4 separate regions of the Homo sapiens genome follow, and all the other regions are linked to region 4. Evidence: chromatin contacts called from ENCODE Hi-C or POLR2A ChIA-PET data. All regions are on one chromosome and are shown on one strand. Each heading gives the region's core, a stretch centred on a gene start or an enhancer-like site at or near the end of the contact. The rest is flanking DNA. Distances are from core to core; before and after follow the strand shown. Region 1 overlaps ABTB2 (ankyrin repeat and BTB domain containing 2). Region 2 overlaps ABTB2 (ankyrin repeat and BTB domain containing 2). Region 3 overlaps EHF (ETS homologous factor). Region 4 holds the start of CAT (catalase).

Region 1 (4,603 bases), core at 720-3,219, 220 kb after region 4:
TCAGGTCATTGCCACGGAAAGAGGCAGGAACATCTAGGTGTTGCCATGGAAATGGTAAACCAACCATGGCACACTGGTGGGCGTGTCTTAATGGAAAGCTGCTTCTGCCCGGGACCTGTTTTAGCTAGTCCTCAATTTGGTCTGATGTCCAAGCCCTGCTTCTGGAATATCAAGCCATGCAGACATGGAGGAAACTTAAATGTATATTTCTTTTCTTTCTTTTTTTCTTTTTGAGATGGAATTTCGCTCTTGTTGCTCAGGCTGGAGTGCAACAGCACAATCTCAGCTCACTACAACCTCCTGCCTCCCGGATTCAAGTGATTCTCCTGCCTCAGCCTCCTGAGTAGCTGGGATTACAGGCACCTGCCACCACGCCTGGCTAATTTTAGTATTTTTAGTAGAGATGGGGTTTTACCATGTTGGCCAGGCTGCTCTTGAACTCCTGACCTCAAGTGATCTGCCTGGCTCGGCCTCCCAAAGTTCTGGGATTACAGGTGTGAGCCACTGCACCCGGCCTTGAATGTATATTTCTAAGTAAAGGAAGCCAATCAGAAAGGGCCATGTATAGTATGATTCCAACTATATGACATTCTTAAAAAGGCAAAACTATGGAGACAGTAAAAAGATCAGTGGTTGCCAGGGGTTGGGCAGGGAGGGATGAATAGGCAGAGCACAGAGGATTTTCAGAGCAGACTGATACCTGCTCATCATCAACTGAGGTGTCCCTTCTTCCAGGAAGCCTTCCTTGACCACCAAGCCTAGGTAGTCTGGCTTAGAGATCCTTAGTTTGGATTCCTTGTGCTGACTGCATCACAGCCCTTTGTATCCAATATTTATTTGGCTGGCATACTGTCTTCCCTCCTCCACTAGACTGCCAACTTCATGAGGGTAGGGACCCCCATTCACTTTCATATCCCCAGAGCATAGCTGCTTCTGGTGTATTATTAGGTAATCATTACACAGTTGTTGAATAAATGAGTGAATGAATGCAGAATAAATGAGCCATCTGTGGTGAGTAAATCACAATTTTTTTTTAAATCACTGTGGATCCTAGTGGCCTTTAAGAAAATAACAGAATCGAGTGGCCTTGGGTCTATCCCTCCTTCCTAATAGTGACAATAACTTTTATATAGTATCTGATGACTTCTTTGTCTTGAAGCCATCAGCCCTAGGAATCAGGCTATTAATAAAAATATTTTTATTTACTATATGCTTTACTGTGTGCCAAGCCTTTTGCTAAGTGCTTATTTACAAAACCTGTTTTAATGCTCAATCTTGTGAATTAGGAAGTATGATTAGGCCTATTATCCAGAGAAACAAATTGTGGCTCAGAGAGCTCAAGTAACTAGTCCAGAGTCACACAGCTAGTAAGTGGCAGAGCTGGGTTTTGAACCTCATTGCTCTGACTCATGCCCTTTAATTGTCTGAAGAGTCTAATGATCAATCCCTTTTGGAATTGGAACCGAAGCTGATTGAAGCAGGTTATGTTTATAAGCAGGACTCCAGTGCAGTAAATCTCTGATGAATATTCTCTGATGAATATACTCATGTTCTGTTAATAAACATCTTGGCCATCTGCCCTGGGCCTTGTGATGTTTGCATCTTTTCCTTAAACTCTCAAGGAGAGACTTGTGTTTGTGCCCTTTTGATCCCTTTCTTCCTCTCTGAGCTGGCACTGAGAGGTCACACCCACTGCCCTCTTTCTGTCCCTGGCAGCACTGATCCCTAGCAGGGGAAGGATGCAGCTCAGCTGTCACTCCCTGCGCTGGCTTTGCCTCCTCTCCCTCCCTCACCCCCTGCCCAGCAATGGCAGCATCCCACCAGTGGTGATTCGGCCACTGTAGCTGTAGAATGATCACACAGGCTCAGAGCAGTAGGTACACGGCAGGGCAGAGCATCAGCAAGATGCCACAGAAAGTCCCACTGGTGATGCAGTGCCTGAGTCACCACCACCTGGGGCCAGGCGAAGGGGCCAGATGATAGATACTTGGAATGAGGCATGCAGACAATGTCTCATCTACTGGTTAGCAATTTAGAATGGGTTCTCCCTGAGTTTCTTCCAAAAGCAGTACCCCCTCATTTTTTGGTAAAATTTCTATAAAACAACCAGGTTTTCCTTTCATGTACCTTTTTCTTTTAACCTCCATGAGCTCATAATAATTGTAATATTAGTTTTGTTAAAAAGTATGAAGAATAATGGGAGAAGAATCATCTAAAAGTATACCATGCAGAAATAAATTCTAGGCTCTTTATAGGTAACAAGATAATAGCGATAGTTTTGGCTGGGTGCAGTGGCCCACACCTGTAATCCCAGCACTTCGGGAGGCTGAAGTGGGAGGATGGCATGAGCCCAGCAGGTGAAGGTTGCAGTGAGCTGAGATTGCACCACTGCACTCCAGCCTGAGAGACAGAGCAAGAACCTGACTTTAAAAAAAAAAAAAAAAAAAAAAAAGTGGTATTTTTAACATTCACTTTTTCCTTTATCTAAAAATTTAATTTCAGATAACAAATGTTATACCATAATTCAAATTATGGGTGTTCTTTGCTCAGAAGAAACATTTTGTCACCCTCCTCTGCCTCTGATTACATCTCATCCCCTCTCTCATATTGCTCAAAACAGTCATTGTTCCTATGCCAGTAAGCCATATTCATTATAAAAAGTTTGGAAAGCATAGTAGGGCAGAAAGCATTTTTATGACCCTAGCATCAAGCGAACCACTCTTTTAGTGGCTGTTGAGAAGAAGGCTGATATTTAAGGTACTGAGTCTACGACTGCTTCATCTCCATCCTTAATTTCTCCATTTACTTTGTGTGTGTGTGTGTGTGTGTGTGTGTGTGTGTGTGTTTTGAATGTGCTGCCTTAATAGAAAAGTGGCTCTGTGTTGTCATTGGCTTACAGGAATTAGTGTGCTCACCCACTGCGGGTCAAGGACAGCGTATGACAAAGGACCGTGGTCATGTGGCGGACTGTTCTTTTCAAAGAGGCAGTAGTTCCAAGACTCATGCTCCCTGGGTCACTAAGTTCTTCATGTGTTACATCAATACTTTGGAGAGAGGCCACCCAGAATCTCTTAAAAAGTATTCTAAATAACACAGAGATATTTTTCCACAGGAAAAAGCTCAGTAGCTCGAATGTTAGTTTTCTGCCCCACATTGCCCAATGTTGTGACTATTGCACTGGTTTTTCCAGGGTTCACCTTTAGGTTTAATTTCCTGAAATTGATCTGCTTGGTTACACTGGCTTTATTTTATACTCTTTTGCAAAGAGGAGAAATGGCAGTGAGCAGATGGCATTTTATTAAGTTTTTGCTTCAAAAAAATTAAACAGCAATGTAGCATCCCTGCTAGTTTTCTTACAGGCACCTAATAGTCATCCTCTGGGTCTGTGTCAGAACTGATATTTACCATAGATGAATCACCAAAGTGCCACTGAGCCAGCATTCCCAGTGGGGATTCCAAATTTGCCACACTTGTGGGGCTGTCTAGTTTTGTTTGTTTGTTTTTGAGATGGCGTCTCGCTCTCTTGCCCAGGCTGGAGTGCAGTGGCAGCGATCTCGGCTCACTGCAACCTCCGCCTCCCTGGTTCAAGTGATTCTCCTGCCTCAGCCTCCTGAGCAGCTGGGACTACAGGCACCTGCCACCACGCCCGGCTAATTTTTGGATTTTTAGTAGAGATGGGGGATTTCACCATGTTAGCCAGGCTGGTCTCGAACTCCTGACCTCAAGTGATCCACCTGCCTTGGCCTCCCAAAGTGCTGGGATTACAGGCGTGAGCCACTGCGCCTGGTCAGGGCTGTCGAGTTTTATAGTAGTTCCTCCATCCTTCTAAATTCTAACCCTGCTGGAGCCCCTCTGAGAATTGGAGGAGCCAGCTGGATGGGAGAGAGGCAGTCCCCACACCAACTCCACAAGCAGGTGCACCCCCAGCAGGCCCAAAGGATTCCAAGAGGAAGTGAATCCAGCCCGGTGTTCGGAGTGAGGTTTACTTTGCACCACTCTTTTTTAGGAAAATTGGGGTTGCTGGCCCTGAGCACATCACCCTTTGCCAGCCTTTTATCTCCCCCTGGGTTCTGTGGCCGCCAGCTTCTTAAGCAGTTGTTAAGTGTGTGTTATTATTTTACTGTTTAACAGTGAGCTCCTGGGCCCCGGGCCTGACTTCACCAGAAGACCACCTTTTGCCAGTGCTGTTCTGATAACTTAGCCAGAATGAAGTGTTAAGTGGAGGATAATTGTTATTTGCTTTTAATTTCCTGACCTTAGAAAAAGAAGGAAAGCACAGTGCTGATGGGGTGGTGAGTGCTGAAGGAAGAGTGCTGTCTCTGAGTTTGCATGGGGAGAGCCTCGTGTTCTCCTCCTTCAGACTGAGCCAGTGTGGACTCCAGTATCAGACACACTGGGTCTGAATCCCACCTCTGCCATTTTCTAGCTGTGGACCTCAGTCAAATGACTCAGCCCATCTAAACTTCAGTGTCCCTCGCTGGCAAATGGGGTTAGTAATAGTACTCCACTGCGAGGGTCTTTCTAGGGTTTCAAATGCTCGTTCATCCAATCCCTGGCAGAAAGGACCTACTCAATGCATGGTAGTCCATGTCCATTTATTATT
Region 2 (5,052 bases), core at 866-3,365, 190 kb after region 4:
GTGCTCCCTGTCACTCTGAAGGAAGAAGAGAGAAGAATCCCAGGCCTCTAGTGTGTCTTCTGGCCCAGGTGAGGCCTCTGGGCCTGTGGAGATGGCAAGTGACCCAGGGACGGGTGTGAGATGGGAGAAGGGGGTGGAGATTCTCCCAGACTCTCCTGTGCTTTCCACCTGGAGGAGCTGGGGCTTCTGGTGTGGCATAGAGCAGCCTTGCCATCCTCTGGGAGGAGCATTGAGGAGATCACTTGGACTGAGCCTTTCCCAGGTGGAGATGGGGATTTGCTGGAAAACAGAAGAGGGGACCTAGGGGCTAGCACACGTAGGTTTCTCCACCAAGGGCAGCTGCCAAAGCAGCTCTTCCTCCTGGGGGTGGAGGGGTGGAATCGGGCCCTGAGCCATGTGCAGGCCAGGTGACAGCCACCTGGGTTGGGCAGGAGAGGCCCAGGTGTCCAAGCTCCCAGGAGGTCCCCCAGCCTCCTCTGGCCCAGCTGGGAGTCCAGTTGGCCCTGGTACTAGGTTAGGGAGGTCTCTGGTGGTTGCACGTTATAAAAACATGTTTGAGTAGAAGGTGGAAAATAAGACAGGAGAGGATTATTTGAAGTAGGGGAGCCCCAGGGCAGGAGAGCTTCTAAGCCTCAGGAAGGTGCTGGACCAGGACCAGGAGGCTGTCTCCCAATCCCCCTCCTGGCCCCACCCTTCCCCCCATTCTCTCTCCCTGCTCTCCTCTCTTTCAGGCAGGTTGGAGGGTTGGGGGAGTGGCACAGGAGATGCCCTAGCACAGGTTAGGAATCTAGTCTTTCTCTTAGGGTCATGCCCAGCGGTGGTGGGGAGGTCATGATGTCCAGATGGCACTCTCCCCCTGTGACTGAGGAGGGCTGGTTAAGCAGTGGTCATTATCAGCTGCCTGGATGCTCCAAAGACACCTATTCCTAAAGGGAAGTCAGCCCCAAGCCAGGGAAGAGATGGGGCCAGTCCAAAGAAAAGGCTGATAGGAAGTGGGGAGATGCGATGGTTCAGGAAGAGGCTCGTGCATCTGGCCTCCTCGCTGTCACTCCTGCCACGGCTTTCCCAGGCATGGAGTCGTGGGGCTCTGGCCAGCTCTGGTGTGGGGGCTCATGCTGTGTCAGGTGACTTCCTTTCAGCTCAGCCTCATGAACCCCTGGAGCATGAACTCCGAACCACCATCCGGGCCTTGCTGTGAGTTTTGCAGCTTTCATGAAACTCTCCTCTTCCCTGGGATTGCAAGCCCCTGGGTGGAGGGGATGGGAGTGGGGTGGGGCTGACTTTGGCAGCTTAGATCCCTGAGTGCCCTAAACACTGTGACTCCCAGGATGGGACTGGGTGAGGAAAGTCTCCTCCACTGGCTGCAGATTTCCAGTGAGCACAAGAGGAAAACAATACCAGGAATGATTTGGATCTTTTTCTATCGTTCAAGCTCCTGTTTTTTTAGTCTGCGGTGAATCACTCCTCATGTCTCTGTAGATAGCCTCACATTCTGCTTTAGTTGTTTCCTGAGGAACAGTTGTGTCCTCCACTCCATTTTAACTTTCTTTACTGTAATTCCTTATATCTGTGTAGTGCTCTGACTTGAAGAACATACTCACCTTTTTGCATTGCACCTGGTCCCAGCAAATAAAAAAAAGTTCAGGAGTCTTACACAAATGCACGTCAGATAATGAGAGAAAGTAAAGAACCCTCCATGTACTCTCTTATAGCTCAGAGAGTGCGCGGCTTCCCCCAGCATAGCTGACATCCTGCTGGGCATGGCATGGACACCGGTCAACAGTTGGCCCAGGGGAAGGAGGAGGACAGGGTCCCTTTAACAGAGCCAGCCACCCTAGCATTTCACTGGTGCCTGAGACAGTGTCGGGAGCTGTGTTTCTGGCTGTATTTCTCTGTGTGGTCCCCCTTTGGAGATGAGCCCCGCCTCTTCCCCTGGGGCTGTCACTCAGCCAGAGCAGAATCAGTGTCAGCGCTGTCTGAGCAGGCTCCTTGCCTGTCACTAAGGCATGATTCACAGCTGAGTGATGCCCTCTGAAATCAGGGTGCAGAGCCCACGCCCATGGGCAGCCTCACCCGCTCTATTTTGGTGTTGGTTGTCACAGAATATGGGAGGAGCCATTCTCCTTGCCTCTGAGAGGCTCCTCCTACTTCCCCTTTACAACAGCCAGGCCAGCCCCTATTAAGAAGCCAGGGTAGAAGATTTATCTCTTAGCCCACCAGCTTCTACCTGCCAACTCCATGGGTGTAGCCTGAGAGATCAGAAGGAGGAGTAAATATAGGGGTAAAAACACATGTTTGATGGCAGACAGACCTGGATGTGAGTCTTGCTTTGCCTTTAACTAGCTGTGCTTCCTTGGGCAAGTTACTTAACCTCTCTGAACCTCGGTTTTCTCATATGTAAAATGGCAATGATGGTTTCTACCCCCCTAGTTATTCTGAGGATTAAATAGGCAGAAGGTAATTTGCAAAGTGCCTTACACACCTGGTAGGATCTCAGTAATGGCAACTTTAGCTTTATTAGAGGGAGCAGAGCATTTGTAGCCGCAGAAAGAAGTTTGGGGTTGGTGCTCTCTCTCTCAGGGAGGGAAACTTAGTGAAGGCTTCTGAGGATTGGGAGGAATTGCTCTGGAGACTAGAATGATGAAGCGTCTTTCTGCCATGTCTGTTCACTTTCCACATGCATCGCTCCTCTTTCAGGATGAAGTTTTATCTCTGTTTCTGCAGAAAGCTTATCCTAGGGTTTGTTTGAAAAATTGTTGCAGTTGGCCACAACCCTGCCATTTGATGTCAATAAATTCCACTTGTTTTCTCCCATGAGAAACTAAGCTATTTGGGCAAGGAAGGAAGAGATTTCAAGATTCACATTTATCGTCACTTTGTTGAGCAAGTATTTATTGCATATGCACTACATGCCAGACATCTTCATGGGTGCTGGGGATGATTCCCTGGCCCTACAGATTGCAGTCTGGTTGTACTAGAGGACTCTTATGGCCCCTTAAGAAGAACTGGGGAGTCTTCATTTGCCCCTGCTCTTGCACTGAAACCTTCAATGTCTACTTATTGCCAGAAGATACAAGGTCCTTAATGCCTAGATACCCTCAGCCTCCATCTACCTTGCCAGCCTTCCCTCCTCTGTGCTCTTAGAACACCCAGCTCTCCAAGACCCCTGTTCTTTCAGTTCCAAGGCAGCTTGTGCTTTTCTGCCTTGGCTCCTCCCTAGAATCCCAACTCCTATCAATCTTTGCCTGAGTTTCCCAGCTCTATCTTCCAGGACCAGCTCAAGGTGTCACCAGATCCCCAGGGATGCTTTTATAGTCACTGAGCACCATTGGGGTTATTCTGCCAGAGCCATGTAGACCACTCTATACCAGCAAGGTCTCATTTCACAGCCAGGCCACAAGCTTTGTGAGAACAGGACTGTGAACTGGGCTTCTTCAGCCCTCCTGATGTTATAGAGTGATGGATGCTGAAGAAATATTTACTTAGCTAGGCATGGTGGCACATCTGTAGTCCCAGCCACTCAGAAGCTGTGGCAGGAGGATCACTTGAACCCAGGAGTTCAAGGCTGCAGTAAGCTGTGATTACACCACGGCACTCCAGCCTCGGCAACAGAGCAAGACTCTAACAACAAAGAAAAGACATTTCATATATTTACTTAACTGGGACAAAGCTCCGAGTTAGATGTTCAAGTGGGGTAGTGGGGTCAAGCTCAAATGACCTCCCCCTTTCTGGAAGGTCATGAAATGACCTGCCAGGAGGCCTGCCCTCTTGTAAACATTCTAGGCCCTATTGTACTAGAGGATATTCCCCAAGTGCTTTCTACTATTTGAGAAGCCTTGGTGGGGATATTCTTGTCAAAGCTACTTTACGGCTGTTGCTTTTGTAGAACCTGCAGCCAGCTCTGGATATTTTTATGTGAAGCTATTATTTCACCACTTCTTGCCAACTTTTTCATTAATACATATATCGTCCTACACTGACCACAGTTGCAGTTCAGGGCCAGATTCTGAAGCTTGTCCTTAAAGGCATGAGCTTCAGTCATTGATTCAGTGGTGGTCCCATTGACCCCAGCTCCCCTCAAGGCTGCGCATTCACGAGGGTGCAAGTCATGACCACTTGCAAATTCATGTTGCGAGTGTCTTTCATTTTGTTTGTTTGTTTGAGACAGAGTTTCGCTCTTGTTGCCCAGGCTAGAGTGCAATGGCACGATCCCGGCTCACTGCAACCTCTGCCTCCCTGGTTCAAGCGAATCTCTTGCCTCAGCCTCCTGAGTAGCTGGGATTACAGCATGTGCCACCACGCCCGGCTAATTTTGTATTTTTAGTAGAAACAGGGTTTCTCCATTTTGGTCAGGCTGGTCTTGCATTCCCTACCTCAGGTGATCGGCCCGCCTTGGCCTCCCAAAGTGCTGGGATTACAGGCGTGAGCCACCGCGCCCGGCTGTGGTATGCCTTTATGCAGTGTGTGATAGTTTTCCTGTATTTACTAGACATCAGATTGTGACTGCTCCCATAGATTTGGCAGTTGAAATACCCACAACCTCAATGTGTCCTGCTTTGAAAAGTTGTATGTTTGTGTTCACTTATGAAAACCACACTTGTGAACTAATTAACTTGTTTTACGTTCTTAAGGAAGCTGAGGGGAGGGTGTTATGACCACATCAAAGGCCCAAACAGTACCTTTGGTTTTCCTCTGAAGGCAGAATCACCCCTGAAATGGATCAGGCTGTAATCCACTTTACTTTCTGCTTTTTAAATTCCTACTTTCAGTAATAGCCTTCCTGGTTTCTAGGAATGTAGAATGGAAATGAAGTCATAATTAAAGGTAGTAAGGAAGGGTTTTTTTTGTTTGTTTGTTTGTTTGTTTAATAGGAAACTGGTAGTTAACCCTTTAAAAAATGAACAGAGGCCAGGTACAGTGGCTCATACCTAGCACTTTTGGAGGCTGAGATGGGAGGATCACTTGAGGCCAGGAGCTTGAGACCAGCCTGGGCTACAAATGAGATCCCCCACCCTCTACAAAAAAATTAAAAATGTGCTGGGCATGATGGTG
Region 3 (4,938 bases), core at 452-2,951, 220 kb before region 4:
GGGAATAATTTGCAATTTGATACAAGGTGGTCATAGGAGACCTCTCTGATTCCACGACCTAAAGGATATGAGGGAAAAGGTCATGCAGAGAGCTTGTGCAACAGCCTTCCATGTGTAACATAGAAGTGCAAAGGCCCTGAGGTTGATGTGTGTTTGGTATATGCATGCTGTAAGAGGCAGAGAGGGAGGAGCTGAGGTTCTGATCATTAATCCCTTATGGGACTTTTAAGGACATGACTCTGAGAAAGATGGAAGCCATTGAAAGATTTAGATCATTGAAAAATTTGTGGTTTTTTTTTTTTAGCATAATAGAAAAATGTAAACATTTATAACAAAGGAAGATGACTTTTAAGCCAGAGGAGTGCCCTTTTTTGGCATGCAAAGTTACATTTTAATCAGCCTGACAAAGGCGCCATTGAGTGGCCCAAGCTCAATACAGAGGGCCACAGTGGACTATGGAAACACAGATTAGTTTAACAAATGACTCATTATGGCAACCTCTGCGACTATTACCAAAGAGGAGATGATGGAGGCGGACCTGGGAAATAAAAATTCTTCTCAGAAAGAAAACTAAATGATCTAGCCGTGTGTGTGTGAGTGTGAGTGTGTGTGTGTATATGTGTGTGTGTGTGTGTGTGTGTGTATTGGGAGGACCAAAGTAGATCTTACAAAGACTCTCACACTCAAAAATCAGCCAATTTTAATACAAAGTAGTCCCTAAATACAAGCCAATTATTTTAAGAAATTGGGCCAGTAAAACTGATCTCTTTCATGTGCCCTTCCTAAACTAGGGTCCACTGACCCAGTGTGGCCTTCAAGGGCCCCTGGACTGACTGAAACCATATATGAAGGGAGAGGGTTCACAGCATCCATTCAATTATCAGGAGAAGCCTATTATTCAAAAAAGCTATGAACTGCCAGCCATTAGCTCCTAATTAAATTGGTTAAGAAAAAAAAGCTACTGTTTATTGAGCACTTACTATGTACCAGGCACTGTACTAAGCACTTTAAATGAATCACTTTATTTAATTCACACAATAACTCTATGACACAGGTACTAATATGATCCACAGTTTTCAGCTGTGGAGGATCTGAGAAACAGAGGGGTCAAATGACTTGACTAGAGTCACACAGCTGGAATGTGGAGCCAGGATATGAACACAAACAGTTTGAATCCAGAAGCTTTACTCATAACCATGATTCTATGTCATTTCCAGAAATGGTGGCCGGCACATAATCTCCCTTTGCACATAACAGATTTCACACAAGCCTTTCTTGCCAAGAATCAGGTTCACTTCTGTAATGCTCTTGTTAGTAGAAAAGATAATTTCAATCTGACAATTCTATATTTCCCAACGTTCATGGGCCCTTTCAACCATCTTATCACCCAGCTAATCAAGACTCAGTGTTCCCAGCAATTTCTCGAAACGTCATGGCAGGATGGAGAGAGGGATTTAATAAGACCTCAGTAAACAAGAAACCTCTCATCCTGGTTAAGAATTTCTCTCCTGGCATTGTCACTAGCAGGGCCTGCACCTGACTTGGGTTTCTCTGAAATCCGAGAGGACAAATTCACAGGAAATGCAAGGAGACTTCACTCTCCCTCCCTGTAGGTTGCAGGGTGAGGTTGCAACATCCCATCAGGATGTGACAATATTGCGACAGGTCTGGCATCCACCCCGGTTTCCAAGTGATACATCACTCTGACAGGGCCACGTTGTACTGCAGACAAAGAGTGGCATTTACCCAGCAGGCCACAAGCAAAGCTCATTTTCAAATGACATCCAGGAGGGATGCAGGGCCATTATTTCAGAGCCAGGAGTTGAATTCAGAAAAATACAAGAGTCTCTCAGTATATTGGCCTCAATTATTGTTTGTGGGTTCCTAGTTGATCTAGAATCAGTTACTTCAGAGTTCAGGTGCCTTTGTGAATAAGACGAAAACCTTGGACCCTCTCCTCAGAAAAAAATGCACATATATGTACACATGAAATTTTGTCAACAATTTCAGGGGGCTGTGGCCCATGCAGCAGTCCATGGACTCTAAAACCTCTACACTAGATAAACCATGAGGAAATATTCTTTGAGTTGTCAGCCGTTTACCCAAGCTAGGCTCCACCCAGCTAGGAACGTTCTTTTTTTAATCCCCAAATAAAAATCTTTCCATCATCATAAAGGGGAATAAGCAGTCAAAGGCAAAAGAAGAACCTAATTTCTTCCAGACCTCTCTGCCTGTTGCAGTGTGCAGGGGTAAGCCGTGGAATCACTGGCCTGCTTTACCACTGATATCTTTTGATCTTTAACCTCTCTTTAATATGTGTCCTTCTTCTGCCCTAGGATAAAAGTCAAGACCTTTGAAGTTAGCCATGTGGTTAAGTGATTCATTCTTATAAAATAATGGCTTGCCCTGGAGAAGTTGTCCAGCCTGGCTTTCTCTTGCTTGGCTCCCAGGCACTCCAGGCCAAGGTCCTATCCAGTCCAGGCAGGGGCAGCAACAAGCCACAGGTTTGTGATGCAAGTGAGAGAGCGTGACTTCAGCTAAGCTGCTTCGCAAGAAGCAAAGATTAGAAGCATTTGCATATGATTCAGCTGTGAGCCATTTCTTTACGGGATATACAAATTTCAGTGTTCTAATAGACCGTGCCACCCTAGCTTTAGGCTCAACAAGTCAGTGGATAAACACATCAAGCCCGAGCTGGCATGACAGGCTGGAGGACTGTCGAGCAGAACAGGACACCGGCAGCGGGCATTTTATGAAATGGGCAGATGACAGAGAAATCAAAACAAAGCCTATTTCCCCACCTGCGTTTATCACAGAGGGCATCAGTTTACGCTGGGCCTCGCCTTAGCTCAGCTGGTAACTAGCATTAAAACATAGAAAGATATTTCACTGCATTCAATTACATGGGAGCTCGAAAAATAAAGACTCAGGCAAATGACCAAGGTTTTTCCGGGGTTCTGCTTCCATGCAGTAGAGACTATAAACTATTCTGAAAGAAACTGACCCATATAAGGCTGTAATTAACTATCCTACTGAAGGGCTATTACCCCAATGAATACACCAACCCCAGAGACTGCATTGATTCTTTAGGGCCTGGGTGATTGATCTCATTTTCCAGCCTGGGTTACAATCACAGGATAGAAATGGGGAGCTGCAGCAAACAAGGATCAGAAGGGTAAGGAGAGAAGATTCCTGAGCCCATCTTAAGAAGGACTATTGAAAAATACAATCGGTGGACTCAGGAGAGAGCGAGTTCCTTGCTACTGCAAATGCAAAAGCAGAAACTGGCCTCTAAGGCCCCTATTGATTTTGAGATTCTAGAAGGTGTAAGTCAAGATGTAGAAAAGAGGATGGCCCAGCTGTCAGGGCAGCAGAGCTGTAACTATGATGTTTTTGTTTCCCGGGTGCCTCAAGACCTACTAGCCCCTGAGGCTCAGGAAGTGGTTGGTTCAGCTTTATTCTTAGTTGGAATTTTTTGCCGTAAGTCAAAGACCCAAGTGGAAGGATGGAAGGATGGAAGGATGGAAGGATGGAAGGATGGAAGGATGGAAGGATGTGGGAGATGACACTGTAGGAAGTCGCAGAGGAACTCAGAGTGTGACTTGGGAGGTTTCCTCAGCCCTGAACCCCATGGTCTTGACTGAGTGGCAATGATTGCCACAGAAATTTTACCCCGGTTGGCTCAGTTCCCCCAGAATAGCAAATACACAGCCAAGCCTTGCCAGTGTTTGATCTATTCCCTAATTTTAACAAATACCTCAAGTGACACATAATGCTAAGGACCACTGGGGGAAGGAGAAGTCGAGAGCTATGCTGGCCTCAGCTCTTAATCTCAATTCCAGAAGCATTTACATTGGCTCCCAGCCCCATCTCATTTAAGGGGCTTGACCCAAACAAAACCTCAAACCAAAACCTTTCATTATTTCAGTTCTCAAAAGCAAAAACAAAAACAGAAAAAAAGAGGAAGGAAGGGTTGCAGACTAATTTCTTTCACAAAGACCCAATTAAATCCCATTTCTGAAGTTGCTCCAAATTTAATTCCAGGAGAGAGGCACTATCACTTGTGACTGATGTCTAAGTGCCATTTCATAGACCCAAAGAGATCCACAAGTTCATACTCAGATCACGGGAAACCATAAGATCCTCTTTCAACCATTTCCCACACTGTACACGCCAATGCACCTATTTGTAGGTGGGGGTGGTAATCTGAAATCCCCTCTCCCAGACTCCCAACATCCCAAACTTCTCACCCAGTGTAACCTTGGTTAAGGAGCATGGATAGCCCCAGTTGCATCCAAGCTTAACCAAATGCAGCTAAAGTGAACGTAACTCATAAAATGCAGGTGCTCTGACTGATTAGAGAGCACTGATGAGTCATCGGAATTAGACTTAAAAACTGACAAAATAGTGTAACTGTGGGGATTCTGGAAGTTTCCAATGGCTACCCCTTCACCCAGAAACTATCACTACAGGTTCACGGACCTTTGAATTTTACTATGAGGTATTCTTTCTCTAAAGCCAAATGTAGTTTGTTGAAAATTAAATATAGCCTTATTTCCCATAAGTATACCCAAATATGAATAATTTTAGCAGCTATATTGCAAGAGTAAGTTTTCATTGAAAATAAAGAAAAGCCTAAACAACTTTTATTGTCACAACAGAGTGACTAGTTTCGTAGGAGACCAACATTTTGCCTAGAGGATCCCTACGGGTCATCTTCGATGTACAAATATTGCCTCAAAAGCAAACCTCGTCTAATGGTAACCCCATCCCTTTCCTAGCCCTTTAATTAGAAAGACTCCAGAAAGGCAGAAATGTAGAGTGTTGGTAATTCCCACTGATTCTCCCTAAGCATTAGGCATACCCAGCCTCAGATGTGATGACAGCTTACCAACAGGAAGGTGACTGGTGGTTGTCATGGAGATCTGAGCCCGGCAG
Region 4 (4,414 bases), core at 1,320-3,819:
TACTTACAATAGAAAAAAAATTAAATAGCCCAGGTGTCCAGCAACAGGATATCCAAATGGTGGTATATTCAAATAATGGAATCTTACTCAGCAATGAAAAGAACAAACTGCTAATACATGAAACAACTTGAATGAATTAAAGGATGGACAGACAGATGGAGTAACGTAATAAAAGACACAGGGCAAAATGTTCCTTGTAGAATCTAGATGGCAGATATATAGATATACACTGCAAAATTTTTTCAACTTTTCTGAATATTTGAAATTTTTCATTTAAAAAAAGTGTTTGAAAATTATATAGGCTATAAGGCATATGCATAATTCCTTTTGGAGGGCCCTGGGTGGAGGGAGAAGTGCCTAAAAGAAGTAAGCGGTTTTTACTAAGAGCAGCTAAAACTGAGGAACAGTAAGACATCAATGTGACTGCCAATCAGGACGATGTACACAGTGCCCTGAGATGTCATGGACAAAGGGGATGGCTGTATTTCAATTAAGAGCCTCCCAACTATAGATGTGTTTTGGAGTCAGCCATTTCTCACATGGGCAACTATGTAAGGTAAATCAACAGCAGGGACTTCAACAGTTCATGATTCTCCCAAACAAGGAAGAAGGCAGCTAGTCTCAGAATAAAGGGGAGTCCTTTAAAAATGAAAATATTACACCTGTAATCTCGGTACTTTGGGAGGCCAAGGCGGGCAGATCTCCTGAGGTCAGGAGTTCCAGTCCAGCCTGGCCAACATGGTGAAACCCCATCTCTACTAAAAATACAAAAATTAGCTGGGTGTGGTGGTGGACACCTGTAATCCCAGCTACTCGGGAGGCTGAGGCAGGAGAATTGCTTGAATCCGGGAGGCGGAGTTTGCAGTGAGTGGAGATCATACCACTGCACTCCAGCCTGGGCAACAGAGCAAGACTCCGTCTCAAAAAAAAAAAAAGAAAAGAAAAGAAAAAGAAAAAGAAAATATTTTGTTTTGTAAAAATCTCACTACTTTGTCCACACTTTTCTCAATTCACCGAGTATTCATGAAAACTTCAGTGTGAACCAGGATTTGCACCCACTGGGTAAGGAAAGAGTCTTGGGTCCAAGAAGCTGAATTCTAACCTTGTCTCTGCCACTAAGTAGTGGCACATCCTTTACTAAGACTCTACCTCTCTCTGGTTTACTTTAAGAGCTCATGAACCAACCTAATGGTATATAACAAAGAACAGGGCCAAGAGGGGAGATTTTCCAGGCCCTTGGAGGAGAATGGCAGCCTTTTCCCAAACAGGGAACCATTAAAGCAATCCATGAGCACTTAGCATTAATACCCCAGTTCACGAACCTGAGTTTTGAGCAAGAGCACTAGGCAGAATAGGGAAAACAGGGCTGCAGTCCTCTGTCTACCATTAACCAGCAGCCAGGGAACAGGGCAAGACCTTTAGACTCCCTGGGCCAATCTGCCAACAGTAGACTCAGACCAGATGTGGTCTCATCTAATCCAACCTCCTCATAGATGCCCTCTGAGACTCTGCAGCCGTGGGCACAGGCCAGGAATGCCTCCCCCACCACCAAGTTAAAATCCTACTCATTTAAAAAAATTCCTGTTCAAATGTCACCTGCTTTGTCCGGCCCACCTGGTCACTCCCTCTACATTCTACAGATAACCTCTATTAGAGCCCTCACCACGCTGGAGTGTAATCATCTGTTTATGTGTCTCGTCTCCCAGACTAGACTCTCAGCTTCTCAAGGGTGTTGTTCTTGCCGCACTGGAATTTGTACACCTTGCCCCGAACAGTGCCTAGCACCTACAGGTGCTCAAAGAATAGAATAAACGCATTAATCAATCCCTAATGTCACCCCCCAGCTCTAAAATGCTAGGCTTGACATTTTGAAGTGCAAATGAGACAATGAATGTAAAAGTTCTTTTATTTAGTCGTTTAATAATGTGCATAGTACGTACCAGTCACTGTGACTGGTGCTGGAGACCTCAAGATTGTAAAACACAATCCCTGCCCTGCTGGGACCCCACAACTATGAAAGCGTGTAAACAGTATTTCAAGAAGGGCACCATTAGAGCCTGGTTCCACTTCTCCCCTCACTGACTTCCTTGCAGCTGCAGCTCTCTGCCTCTTTCCCCATGAGCCCTCAATCTGTCCTCAAGCTGCGACCTCTGTCCCAGTTGGCAAAAGTGCAAAATTCTGAAGCAACCACCCGAGCCTGTCGCGGACAACAAAGCCTGCAGTCCCGCGCCCCACTACCCGGACCCCCCTCCCCTGCTTCGGCGAATGTAAAAGTCCGTCTGCACCGAAGGGGATCCCCCCTGCCCAGTGAGCCGCGGTACAGTCCCTCCAAGCGCCGCCCCGGGGGAAGCCGGGCCTTTACTTGCCGACGCCCCCGCTTTCTAAACGGACCTTCGGGCCCGCTCGGGGAGCACAGAGTGTACCTGCGCGGCCCGCTGCTCCTTCCAGTGCTGCATCTGGTCGCTGGCGGGATCCCGGCTGTCAGCCATAGCGTGCGGTTTGCTGTGCAGAACACTGCAGGAGGCCTCGGCTCGTGGGTCTCCACCCTCAGCAGGCAAATCTGCCTGTTGCCCCGAGTCCGTGGCGACTTCAGGCTCAGCCAATCAGCACCACCCCCTCGTCCCGCCCCCTCGGGAGGACTGCCTTCTGATTGGCTGCTCGGCGCTAGGCAGGCCAAGATTGGAAGCCCAATGGGCTCGGAGCAGGGCTCTCCGAAGGAGGCCTGAAGACCGGAGATACCCAGGAGGGTGCGGAAAGGAAGGGTCCCGCTCTGGCCCAGCAATTGGAGAGCCTCGCCCCGCCGGCCCGGGGTGCCCGGGATAGCCGAACCCAGGGCGGGGCTCCCGGTTATCAGCATCCTTCAGGCCGCCCTGGGACGCGGCCGTTGGTGGCCTGCCAGTTTTGCAGACGGAATACTTAGACCCTGCTGGGTGGGGCCTTGCGCTCCATAGCTATGCTTTCTCAGCTCTTAAAAAGTCAGCAATCCTGGGTTAAATTACTCTGTACAAAATTAAATTTTGCCATACGCTAATGTAAGTATTATTTGCAACCAAAGGATGGATGGATGCTTTTCTTTTTCTTTCTTAGCTCTTCTTAACTTATTCGTGGATTATCACTTACTAGACTAGTATACTAATTATTTAATATAAAAACACTCTGAAACGTTTATCTCCGTACAGATGGGTGTTGATTTCCTCCTTTACCAGAGAAAAACAACTTAACTTAGATGGGAAAAATGTATTCCCTTGTGATGGGAAAAATGTATTCAACTCTGGTACACTGCCAAATTGGCTTCTTTAAACACTGGAGAAATCTGCTTCCCCAAATTTTACCCCCAGGTAAGCAGGAATTTTGAAAAGCTTTGTGTCTTTAAAAAGCTATGTTGAAGAGTAAAATACTTAGTAATATATAGTACAATATTTAGTAAGTTACTGACTAGTTTGTCATTGTAATCAAAGAGTTTGAATGATTTCTACACCTCCTCAGGTGCTAGGATTTATCTTTAAGCACCTTAATATATATACATAGTATATACCATCATCTTCAAATTAAAAGTTATCAGCTTTTAATTTTTTCCAGTACAACTACATATAATGGGTGGATATATAATAGTGGAAACTTCACATGTTGTTCTTGATCTTACAAAAGTATGATAAGAATCTTGGGCATAAAAGTGGAACTTTAGCAGTTCATTGGAAAAGAAAGCCACAAATTGATCTTTAGCACCCTATACTTTTCCTATATTAAAAACAATTATAAAGATGCTGTTGGCTGTGTAATTTGGTGTCTTTTTCTACCTGCCCGATCCATACTGCCAAGACTGTAAACTCCATGTGGGTCAGGATCCTCCCATCCATAATTTATTGAGCACTTACTATATACCAGGGACTATTCTCAGCTTTTTGTATATTTGCTTAGTTAACCCTCCCAACAACCCTATGAGTTAGATACTAATATTATCTTCATTTTACAGATTAGGAAACAGAGGTATAGGGAGGTTAAATAACTTGCCCAAAGTTACACAGCTATTAAGGGATAGTCAGGATTCTAGCTTCAGCTGTTCATCTCCAAAGTCCACAGTTTGTTGAATAAATAAATGTTGAAATAATCGAGCAAATCATCTTCTTAACTAACCAACACAAATATCAACAAAATAAATAAGAGACCTGGAGTCATTTCTTAACCTTTATTCATTATATAAAAAAAAGCATGTTTTTTTTTCCTTTGTTTTTGTTACTATGGATTTGAATTCCTAAAGAATTATTTCTAGAGAAAGAAATGGAGAAACAAGACTGGTTTCTGATCTTGTCATATCTTGTATTTTAAAATAAAGGGCAGGCTTACAAGTAATGACAATAAATTTATAATGTTACATAGGAGGCTGGGTGCGGGGGCTCACGCCTGTAATCCCAGC

Evidence for each region. A loop is a pair of places that touch in the nucleus more often than their neighbours do. ChIA-PET counts read pairs that join two places held with the same protein, here RNA polymerase II (POLR2A). Pooled maps may share reads with other maps.
Region 1: a loop to region 4 is called in a pooled map, with 5 times the contacts of the local background. The contact joins the enhancer-like site here to the promoter of CAT in region 4. A Hi-C loop is called at or near these places in 5 of 50 pooled maps. POLR2A ChIA-PET finds 5 or more read pairs at or near these places in 4 of 52 experiments (Panc1, WTC11, activated T-cell and 1 more).
Region 2: a map of B cell shows a loop between it and region 4 (12-fold over the local background). The contact joins the enhancer-like site here to the promoter of CAT in region 4. A Hi-C loop is called at or near these places in 6 of 168 maps with a recorded cell type or tissue (B cell, CD4-positive, alpha-beta T cell, CD8-positive, alpha-beta T cell and 3 more), 10 of 37 single-sample maps with no recorded cell type and 13 of 50 pooled maps. POLR2A ChIA-PET finds 5 or more read pairs at or near these places in 2 of 52 experiments (OCI-LY7 and activated CD4-positive, alpha-beta T cell).
Region 3: a map of naive thymus-derived CD4-positive, alpha-beta T cell shows a loop between it and region 4 (5-fold over the local background). The contact joins the enhancer-like site here to the promoter of CAT in region 4. A Hi-C loop is called at or near these places in 2 of 168 maps with a recorded cell type or tissue (CD8-positive, alpha-beta T cell and naive thymus-derived CD4-positive, alpha-beta T cell), 3 of 37 single-sample maps with no recorded cell type and 13 of 50 pooled maps. POLR2A ChIA-PET finds 5 or more read pairs at or near these places in 3 of 52 experiments (A549, GM12878 and activated B cell).

Annotation. Positions count from the first base shown.
Region 1 is chr11:34,212,382-34,216,984 of GRCh38, reverse strand. All of the region lies in intron 1 of ABTB2 (ankyrin repeat and BTB domain containing 2), which reads left to right. Among named protein-coding and RNA genes, the nearest start is that of NAT10, 110 kb to the right of the region's middle. Within about 2 kb of position 1,969, at least 7 of the 41 ENCODE cell types and tissues checked have a DNase peak (open chromatin) inside an H3K27ac peak, as active enhancers do; they include Panc1, where a contact is called at or near this core.
Region 2 is chr11:34,248,239-34,253,290 of GRCh38, reverse strand. All of the region lies in intron 1 of ABTB2 (ankyrin repeat and BTB domain containing 2), which reads left to right. Among named protein-coding and RNA genes, the nearest start is that of ABTB2, 110 kb to the left of the region's middle. RefSeq lists a silencer at 1,815-2,109. Within about 2 kb of position 2,115, at least 13 of the 41 ENCODE cell types and tissues checked have a DNase peak (open chromatin) inside an H3K27ac peak, as active enhancers do; they include B cell and ascending aorta, where a contact is called at or near this core.
Region 3 is chr11:34,651,759-34,656,696 of GRCh38, reverse strand. It overlaps EHF (ETS homologous factor), which reads right to left. Exons shown (of 9, transcript NM_012153.6): 6 at 4,892-4,938. Among named protein-coding and RNA genes, the nearest start is that of EHF, 33 kb to the right of the region's middle. Within about 2 kb of position 1,701, at least 21 of the 41 ENCODE cell types and tissues checked have a DNase peak (open chromatin) inside an H3K27ac peak, as active enhancers do.
Region 4 is chr11:34,437,089-34,441,502 of GRCh38, reverse strand. CAT (catalase) reads right to left here and starts at 2,569. Exons shown (of 13, transcript NM_001752.4): 1 at 2,424-2,569. The coding sequence starts at 2,489. RefSeq lists enhancers at 2,237-2,536, 2,707-2,756.